Regions from separate parts of the Homo sapiens genome. Here region 1 is linked to region 2. The links are chromatin contacts, found by Hi-C or POLR2A ChIA-PET in ENCODE. All regions are on one chromosome and are shown on one strand. The core of a region is the stretch at or near the end of the contact, and the rest is flanking DNA. Distances in the headings are between cores, read along the strand shown.

What was found. A loop is a pair of places that touch in the nucleus more often than their neighbours do. ChIA-PET counts read pairs that join two places held with the same protein, here RNA polymerase II (POLR2A).
Region 1: a map of posterior cingulate gyrus shows a loop between it and region 2 (20-fold over the local background). The contact joins the promoter of CROCC2 here to the enhancer-like site in region 2. A Hi-C loop is called at or near these places in 1 of 168 maps with a recorded cell type or tissue (posterior cingulate gyrus). POLR2A ChIA-PET finds 5 or more read pairs at or near these places in 1 of 52 experiments (WTC11).

What each region holds. Positions count from the first base shown.
Region 1 is chr2:240,903,515-240,908,046 of GRCh38, reverse strand. It overlaps CROCC2 (ciliary rootlet coiled-coil, rootletin family member 2), which reads right to left and starts at 1,711. Exons shown (of 32, transcript NM_001351305.2): 1 at 1,456-1,711. The coding sequence starts at 1,533. RefSeq lists an enhancer at 2,558-3,058.
Region 2 is chr2:239,628,361-239,632,486 of GRCh38, reverse strand. No RefSeq gene overlaps it. Among named protein-coding and RNA genes, the nearest start is that of LINC02991, 52 kb to the right of the region's middle. Within about 2 kb of position 1,701, at least 5 of the 41 ENCODE cell types and tissues checked have a DNase peak (open chromatin) inside an H3K27ac peak, as active enhancers do.

The DNA.
Region 1 (4,532 bases), core at 462-2,961, 1.3 Mb before region 2:
CCTGAGGTGGAGGAGGTAGAGCTCACCCCAGGTGGAGGAGGTAGAGCTCACCCCAGGTGGAGGAGGTAGAGGTCACCCGAGGTGGAGGAGGTAGAGGTCACCCGAGGTGGAGGAGGTAGAGCTCACCCCAGGTGGAGGAGGTAGAGCTCACCCCAGGTGGAGGAGGTAGAGCTCACCCCAGGTGGAGGAGGTAGAGCTCACCCCAGGTGGAGGAGGTAGAGGTCACCCGAGGTGGAGGAGGTAGAGCTCACCCCAGGTGGAGGAGGTAGAGCTCACGCCAGGTGGAGGAGGTAGAGGTCACCCGAGGTGGAGGAGGTAGAGCTCACCCCAGGTGGAGGAGGTAGAGCTCACCCCACGGCACCTCTTTGTCTTGTTGCATCGCCTGATTCAAATATCCTGCCCTTAGTCCTCATGCAGCCCTGTGTGTGAGCAAACCCTGCATCTACCCTGTCACTCGGTCACCTGCACCAGCTGTGGCCATTTCTCTTTTCAGGTGATCTGTATTGTTTGGATAGGGCCATGTCAGCCTGCCGTGGCATAGTTTTGAGATGCTAAGAGCTGGGTTAACAAGCAACCATGAGTAAGCCAGTTCGTCAGGGGTTCCCTGGGGTCCCGAGGGGTCCGTTGGAGGTGGGGCCGCCTGGCTGTGGTGGTCAGCAGCAGGTGACGGCAGTGCAGGGAGGAGGGATATCCGAGGTGGGACCGCAGGCTGGGTCCTAGGTGGGCTCTGGGAAGTAGGGAGGCAAGGGGAGAGGGACACGGGACAATTCCCAGCCACTGTTGTCACACACCAGGTGCTACGAAGACAGAACCAGAACATCTGGAAGCCACAGAATAGACACTAGGGCTGAGCCACAGCCTCCCACAAATGTGCAGCGATGGAAACACTGTCCCCCGAGAGGCCCTGCTGGCCCCACACTTGGCCATGGGAGGGCAGTGAACGAGGTCCCAGAATGTCAGCACCAAGGGCTGCCTGCCCATCCCCACCCCAGTGCGCAGCCTGCAAACCCGTGGCTGCCAGGGACGCCAGTCACCTGAACGTCCACAGCCAGCAGCGGCCCCGGGCTCTCTCTCCACCCTGCAAACCTGTGGCTGCCAGGGACGCCGGCCACCTGAGCATCCACAGCCAGCAGCGGCCCCGGGCTCTCTCTCCACCCCGCAAACCTGTGGCTGCAAGGGACACCGGCCACCTGAATGTCTATAGCCAGCAGCGGCCCTGGGCCCTCTCTCCCCAGGCTCTCTCTCCTGGCTGAAGGCTGCCTGTGTGTGCATGCAGGCGCGCCTGCTTGCATCCGTGACTGGCTGCACGCTCAAGGCAAACACGTGAGCAAGTGGAAAGTGCCCCGGGAGCCAGGAAGGTGCCTCCTGGCCATCCCCTCTCTTTGCCGCGTCCCTTCCAAAGTGTCCTGGCAACCTGCTCTCAGGAGGGTGCAGGGAAGTGACCACCCCACTGACCTGGATCACGGTGTCCAGCCCCAGTAGGGGCTGTTGGGAGGCGTCCCCATTGCCAGGCTCACTGGAGGCAGAGCTCATTGCAGCCCAGAGCGCAGGACCCCAGAGAAGTCTGGGCTTTGCTACCTGGCAGTTCTCCTCCAACTGGCCAGGGTCTTCCTTGGTCCACGGGCCCCACACCTGTGTGGCACCTGGCTCTGCAGTCTTGTGTCCCGAGCCTGGGCACCCAGTTGCTCTTGCCCTGTGGGTAAGACAGTATGGCCAGCTGAGCCCGTAGGCATTGCTGTGGCAACCGGGACGCTGAGAGCTGGGTTTCCCTGGAAACAGGAGTGCAGGACCCTGTTGCTGTGGGGACAAAGGAACGCTGTTGGCTGGAAGCAGTTTTGCCTGGAGACCTGGAGACGCCCTGGGTAAAACTGTCTACCTGAGCAACGGCACCTGGGAGGGGCTGGCCTTTCCCCCAGACACCCCCTCCCGCATTCGCTCCAGGGGGAGCCGTGTGCTTGCTGGACACACGGTGGGCAGAGGCAGCATGCAGAGCACTGGTCTTCCTTCATCTGGACTCATAAACTATGACTTTTGAAAAACATTTGTCAAAGAACGTAGTGGTCGTCGCAGGTGGTGGACTGAGACCTGGAGAGGGACGCTGCCTGCCTGAGGGGCAAAGGAATCTTGTCTTCCTGGCCTTGCACCTGTGAGTCCTTCTGGAGTCTGACTCCCGCTAGAGCCCTTCAGAGTCACCTGCCCATGGGTCCACCCTTGCCCTGGGAACCTGCACTGTTTCCCACCCTGTGGAATCGGAAAGGACCACCAGCCACCCTGTCCGAAGGGGAGAAGTCCCTGGTCAGCATGCGTGGTGGAGGGTCTGCAGAACTTGCCCACGGCTTCCCACCCCAGGGGCTGCCAGGGGCTGTCTGGATGCCAGGGCAGGGCAGCTTCCCATAGGTGGGGCAATGGGAGGGAAGCAGGGCCATGCCTGCCACCCCCAGGCCGGCTGTCCCTACAGACGCAGAGCTCTGTGGCTCGGAGTCTGGGCCTCCTGGGGCCTCAGATGAAGTCAGGTGCCTGGCAGGCAGCCATGCCAGCGTTTCCGCCCCATTCCACTCCCTCTGGGGCTCCTCATTCTGAGCTGGGACCTCCTTGAGCTGATGCTGGCAGGAGTCCCTCTGGGGAAGGGACAGCCGCAGAGGTGGGCCCTGCAGCAGGAGTGGCTGCCCTCCCATGAAAGGCTGCCCTGTTCAGGGGCCTCTGGGGATGGGTACATCTCCGAGTCTCTCAGAGACCCAGGTTCTTGGAGCCAGCCCAGGAGACCGGGAGGCAGCCTGCCCAGCAAGGCCACAGGGGCCCGGGCAGTGGAGGTGGATGCCAACTTGGGGGACCAGCATGTTTGTCCCTGGGGCTGCCGAGAGAGGGGCTGAGGGCCCAGGCCACCTCCTCAGAGGCGAAATTCAAGAAGCAGAGGCACCTGTACTCAAAAGGAGCCCTCCCAGAGAAACACCTGTGCTCTGTTCACCCCCACTCCTGAGGACAACCTCCAGGGTGGCCCTGCAGGGACAGGCCAGGCTCTCTGGCCAGACATGGCCCCATGGGCATCCGGGCTGGGCTTCACTGGACAGTCCCTGGGGTGCCAGGGGCCTGGTCAGTCCTTCCGAACCTCGTGCTTCTGGCCCAAGCATGACCTCTGGCTTCAGGTCCAGACTGAGGACACCCACTCCATGGGCTAGGCCCCTCCCTGAGCAGCCTCCAGATCCCCCAGGGACCCAAGACTGCCGGTCGCCCACCCTCAGAGTCCTGGGAGGCCCTGTGGCCATGGAGAGTCCTGCCCTCCATGCCTCAGCCTGAGTGGGGAGGGGCAGCGTTTCCTGCTGGGGCTCCGCTGAACTCCCCTGAGGTGGGTCAGGGCTTAGAGGGTGTGGCCCTGGCCTCTGGTGAGAGTTCCTGCTGGGGGCAGGGCGGGTGGAGTGAGGAAGGGGCATCCGTGTGGACCTGTGAACGGTGGGGAGTGGCTGGGAGGCTAGTGTGATCTCCCATGCGGGCCTCTTGGATAGGTGGAGATAAGACCTCATATGCCAGAAGCAAGTCCTGTGTCAGTCCTGACACAGATGCCCATGTTCAGGGGCGGCCCGGTGGCCTGAGTCGGGGTGTTGGAGAGACACCCTGACCTGAAGCCGTACATCCAGGCCAAAGGTGACGTGCACTGGGCCCAGCCAGGTGGAGACACCCCCTGTGGCCTCTGCAGGTGACGGCTCTCAGGAGGGCTGGTGGGCAGGGGCTCCCATCTGTGTTTAATTTTATTTTTATTTATTTATTTATTTTTGAGATGGAGTCTCGCTCTGTCTCCCAGACTGGAGTGCAGTGGCCCTATTTTGGCTCCCTGCAACCTCCCCCCACCAGGTTCAAGTGATTCTCCTGCTTCAGCCTCCAGAGTGGCTGGGATTAGAGGCACTCGCCACCATGCCCAGCTTATTTTTGTATTTTTAGTAGAGATGGGGTTTCACCATGTTGACCAGGCTGCTCTTGAACTCCTGACCTCAAGCAATCCTCCCGCCTTGGCCTCCCAAAGTGCTGGATTACAGGCGTGAGCCACTGCGCCCGGCCTGTCTGAGTTTTAGAAAGTTCCTTCTGGCTGTGGAGTTGCCCTGGACGAGACCAAACGTGAGGATGGGATTTTGTCGGTCCAGGTGGGCATCGCCTGGAGCCTCTGTGCCATCTGGGGTGGGCGTGGCCGCCTGCAGTTCAGCCTCCCCCGCCTGCGGCAGCTCCAAGTCCATGATTTTCCCAGATGTCCTCCCGTGCCCCTTTTCCTCAGTCACTGCAGGGTTTGCCCACGGAGGAGGGATTTCCTGGGAGAGTCCTGGTGAACCATGAAGGTTGGTCCCTCCTCTTGGTGGGGCCCTGACCCAAGGCAGGCCCTCCTTGCCGCCCACCTCCTCTTAGCCTTGGGGTCCTGGCTGCTCCACCGGACGCATCCTCGTTTCTTTTCCACTTCTCCCCCTTTGCTGCTTCTCCCCCTTAACCCTGCCCCCCTGTGTCTGTACAGGAAAGCCCACGCCTGCCGGCGGTGGCCCGGAGTCCCCCCA
Region 2 (4,126 bases), core at 452-2,951:
AGACGTGATGATGGAATGCAGCTCCCAGGCTGCACTCCCTTGCACGGAGGGAAGCACACCCACGGCCTATGCCCTTCCTGGTTCAAGGCCATACACAATATGCAAAATGGATTTCTCTCCTTGGTGGGTCTGATCGAGGGACTCCAGTTGTCTATGCATGGGCAGTTGTCACGTAAGTCCTCTTTAGGGATAAACTTGATGGATTTTCTTTTACTATAAATATGAAAAACCTGAAATGACCAATTCCTTTCCAAATTTGGGTGACAGCAAAGGGGCAACCTAGTAAGTTGTTGTACCATACTAAGTTACAGTACCTTCAAAAAGCCTTCATGCCCAACTGCACCCTCCCTTCCTCTTGGGAAGACAGAGGAGCCTCAACTAGAATGGATTTTACTAATGAATCCTTCCCTTCAGTGGGAAAGGATTTTCTCTTAAGAAACAGAGTAAAGTCCTTAATGTGTGAGAAATAATCGACTAGCAGCTGAGATGGTAAGTTCTCACTAGGACGCACCAGTAATTCACTGTGTGCCCACCAGAGTAGGTCCTTAAATCTTTCCAGTTCCCATGCAGTAAGCTGCACATTCATTCTCACAGGTCAAATCCAGGCCCGGTGAAGTACTCAGAGGTGTTCCTGCCATTAGTCAAATGCTGAGGCACACAGCAACAGGCTTTCTCTAAAAAGGTGCTTACTGGTTATTGTCACCAACAGACAATCTGTGGCCCAACTATTTAGTTGGAACCAGTGGATCAGTAAATAACCAGACTTATTTACTCAATGAACCTGTAACATGAGTCTTTAATTAAATGAGTTCTAAAATATGTAAATAACTTCAGAATGAATATTTTAAATACTAGTAATAATAAGAGCTTTGGCCTATTCAACATCAACCAATGATATTCACCTACCTCCATCAGCCCATCAACTTCCTCCTTTGGAAACGGAGGAAATGGAGCAAACCCCTGTTTGAGGAGCCATTGTTAAAATTAGTGAAGTGATTAAATTGGTCACCGTTCTTAGATGCAGCCTTAAGTATTCACTCTAGCTGGCTTAGGTAGGAAGGGGTTATTGATAAAACTATTTGGTAGTTTACAGAATTCCTGAGGAAGGTATAGATGAAGGTCTGAGTGCCACAACAGCAGGAACCTTGCAGGCAAAGATCACACTTGGGGACAAATAGCCCACCATGCATGGTTCTGGGGGAAGGAGCCCTGCCCCTCGCTGCATCTTTAATGCTGATGATGGACGCATAAAGCTCCACCACCTCCTGGCTTGCCTCCGTGCACAGGGCCTGCTGCAGTGACTCACTTCTGCTCTGAGCGTTCCACAAGGTTGTCTGCTGGAGGGAGCCAAGTAATCCTCCCTGCAGGGGCATCTGGAGAATGCCAGGCTCCAGAGTTAAGCAACCTATGAGGCTGTCGGAATGGGGTGGAGTGACGCACTGGACATGAGCCACCTGGGCGACTTTCCTCAATTCTCTCAGTTGCTGATCAACTCAGAAAGATAACAACAACAACAAAAAAATACAGAACAGGACTGACTCTTGGCCACCACTCCACATGGCTTCCAGAACCAGAGCAAGAGAAACAGAGAATCCATGCAAAGGAAAGTCATTTAACATTTTTTTTAAATAAAATAAGTGTTATGTGAAAAATAGTTCTGTGTCTGCTCAGCGTCGCTGTGGGAGCCCTGCTTTGGTTATGAATCACTTTTCTCCGTGAGGTTTCCACGTGCCAGCCTTGCTGGGGACCAGCTGCCTGACGTTGCAGCATCTTGGATTCCCAGGGTCTAACTTCTCCTCCGTTCTAGGACCTGCCAAGCTCTTCTTTGTTTTTCCAGAGCAGCCTCCCTTTTCTGGCCTTCCTGGAACACCTTCCTTCTGAGCAGCCTGAGGTGAACCTCTTTTCTTTCCTGGCAAAAAAAAAAAAAAAAAAAAAAAAAGAAAAAGAGGTGTCGGCGTGTGACGTGACATCACTCTCAGCTGTTTTAAATTAACCTTCCCTTTGGTTGTGCCAAGGGAAAAGATGAAACATGATTCAGTGAGAAGAAGCCTGTGTGAAACTGTGGGTTTTTTTTTTTAACTGTTCTGTTATTTTTTAAATGTGTTAAAATGCTCATGAGAGAAAAAGTGTAAAGTTTTTAAGAAGCCATGTTTCAGAGAAAAAAGAAAGAAACCTCAAAGGTGTGTTAATGATCAATGTGGTCCCTGAAGGAGCACTCACACAAAGGCCACCACCAGTGGAACAGAATGTGGTCACCCATGGAAACACCTCCATTGGAGGCTGGAGGAGGCGGCACTGGGGAAAAGAAACAGAAGAGCAGGGATTTTTCCCATATCTCTGTTCTGACCTAAGAGTAGAAACAGCACTGCTGAAAACCACCATGGCTGGGAAGTGGAACCTTGTGCTTCTCAGGCACAGCAAGCCTGTGTCTTGCCAACTCAAGGGTGCCTTGATGCTGTACTACAGTCGCCCGGGCAACCTATGCTCTCTGGAGGGTTTCTGACGTTTCAAACATAAAATTCTGGGTAGTTGAAAACTATTTCCTCACAATCTGGGAGATAAATTCATGAATAAAGTAAGACAGAAAAATAATTTTAAAATTCACTTTTCTATAGACTGAGTGTTGTATATGGGTTTTACATGGATTATTATTTAACTTCTCATAATGTTTCTGTGAAACACACAAGCGGGTACCATTTTGCAGATGGTGAAATAGAATTGGGTTAGCTAATTGGCTACTGGCACAAGGCTGGTATGTGGGAGACCCAGGACAGAGCCACGCTGCCCCCTGGAAGGCATCCACGTTGAAAGGGAGGAAAATGAGATTGGTGCCATGGTGCTGTTTCTTTCAATCTTGCTTCAAGTTATGTTTTTCTTAATATTAGTGTGTAAATAGGTTACATTGTTTATTCTTTATGTAATAAAATAATCTGTTGTTAAACCTCAAAATTCTCATTAACTGTCTGTAGTTTGTCCATCACTGCATCCCCAACATCCACACATATCTTGAATAGAGTGGGAATTCACTGAAGATTAGGTGGGTTAGTCAATTCATGGCAATATCTATCAAATATGTGACTGGGCTGCTGGCTATAGAGCCTGTGGTGCTAACACAGGCTTCAAAAACGCCTCTTTCCCTGGTCCCTTCCGGAGAGGGAATCTTAAGTACATGACCTGCCTCAATCCCAGGAGACATTTAATCTTGTAATTTAATAACTTCACGAGTTACCACGAAGTTCAATGACTCTTGCACATGGCTCTTCTCCTTCCCCCTCCATCCCTCTCACCACAAAACACCAAGTCATTCACAAATCTCTCCAAGCAAACAGCAGAACCACTGCACTGAAGAGAGACGCTGCTTCAGTGACCATTGGAACCACCATTTCCTAAGAGCACTGGGAGCAGAAAGAATTGTCATAAAATATTTGCAATTAAGACTGGAGTTAGGCCAAGCGAGGTGGCTCACGCCTGTAATCCTAGCACTTTGGGAGGCTGAGGCGGGCAGATCACCTGAGGTCAGGAGTTCGAGACCAGCCTGGCCAACATAGTGAAACACCTTCTCTACTAAAATTACAGAAAATTATCCGGGCGTGGTGGCAGGCACCTGTAATCCCAGCTACTCGGGAGGCTGAGGCAGAAGAATCACTTGAACCCGGGAGGCAGAGGTTGCAGTGAGCCGAGATGGCACCATTGCACTCCAGCCTGGGCAGCAAGAGCGAAACTCCACCTCAAAAAACAAACAAACAAAAAAAACACAAACAAACAAACAAACAAAAAGACTGGAGCTAAATGGAGTTGCAGAGATGCGGCTGACCATACCTAAGATCTGAACCCTAAGCCACTGTGAGAAGAGACAGACTTATCTGCCGTTCATTGAGTTATCCCCCAAGCGTGTGTTGGGTGTCCATGATATCGTAGGAGCCATTACAAACACTGGAGACCCAGCATAACCCGGCATGACCCAGCATGAACAAAAACAGCAAAGTCCCCCTTGCTTCATGAAGCTTACAATCAATTGAATAGGAGAGAAAGGGAGAGGAACACACATATCAATGTCAGAGAATTAAAAGGGGTGATATGATAGTGCTGCCTGGCTATTATAGAAAAGAGTCTTGGTCTGGGTGTG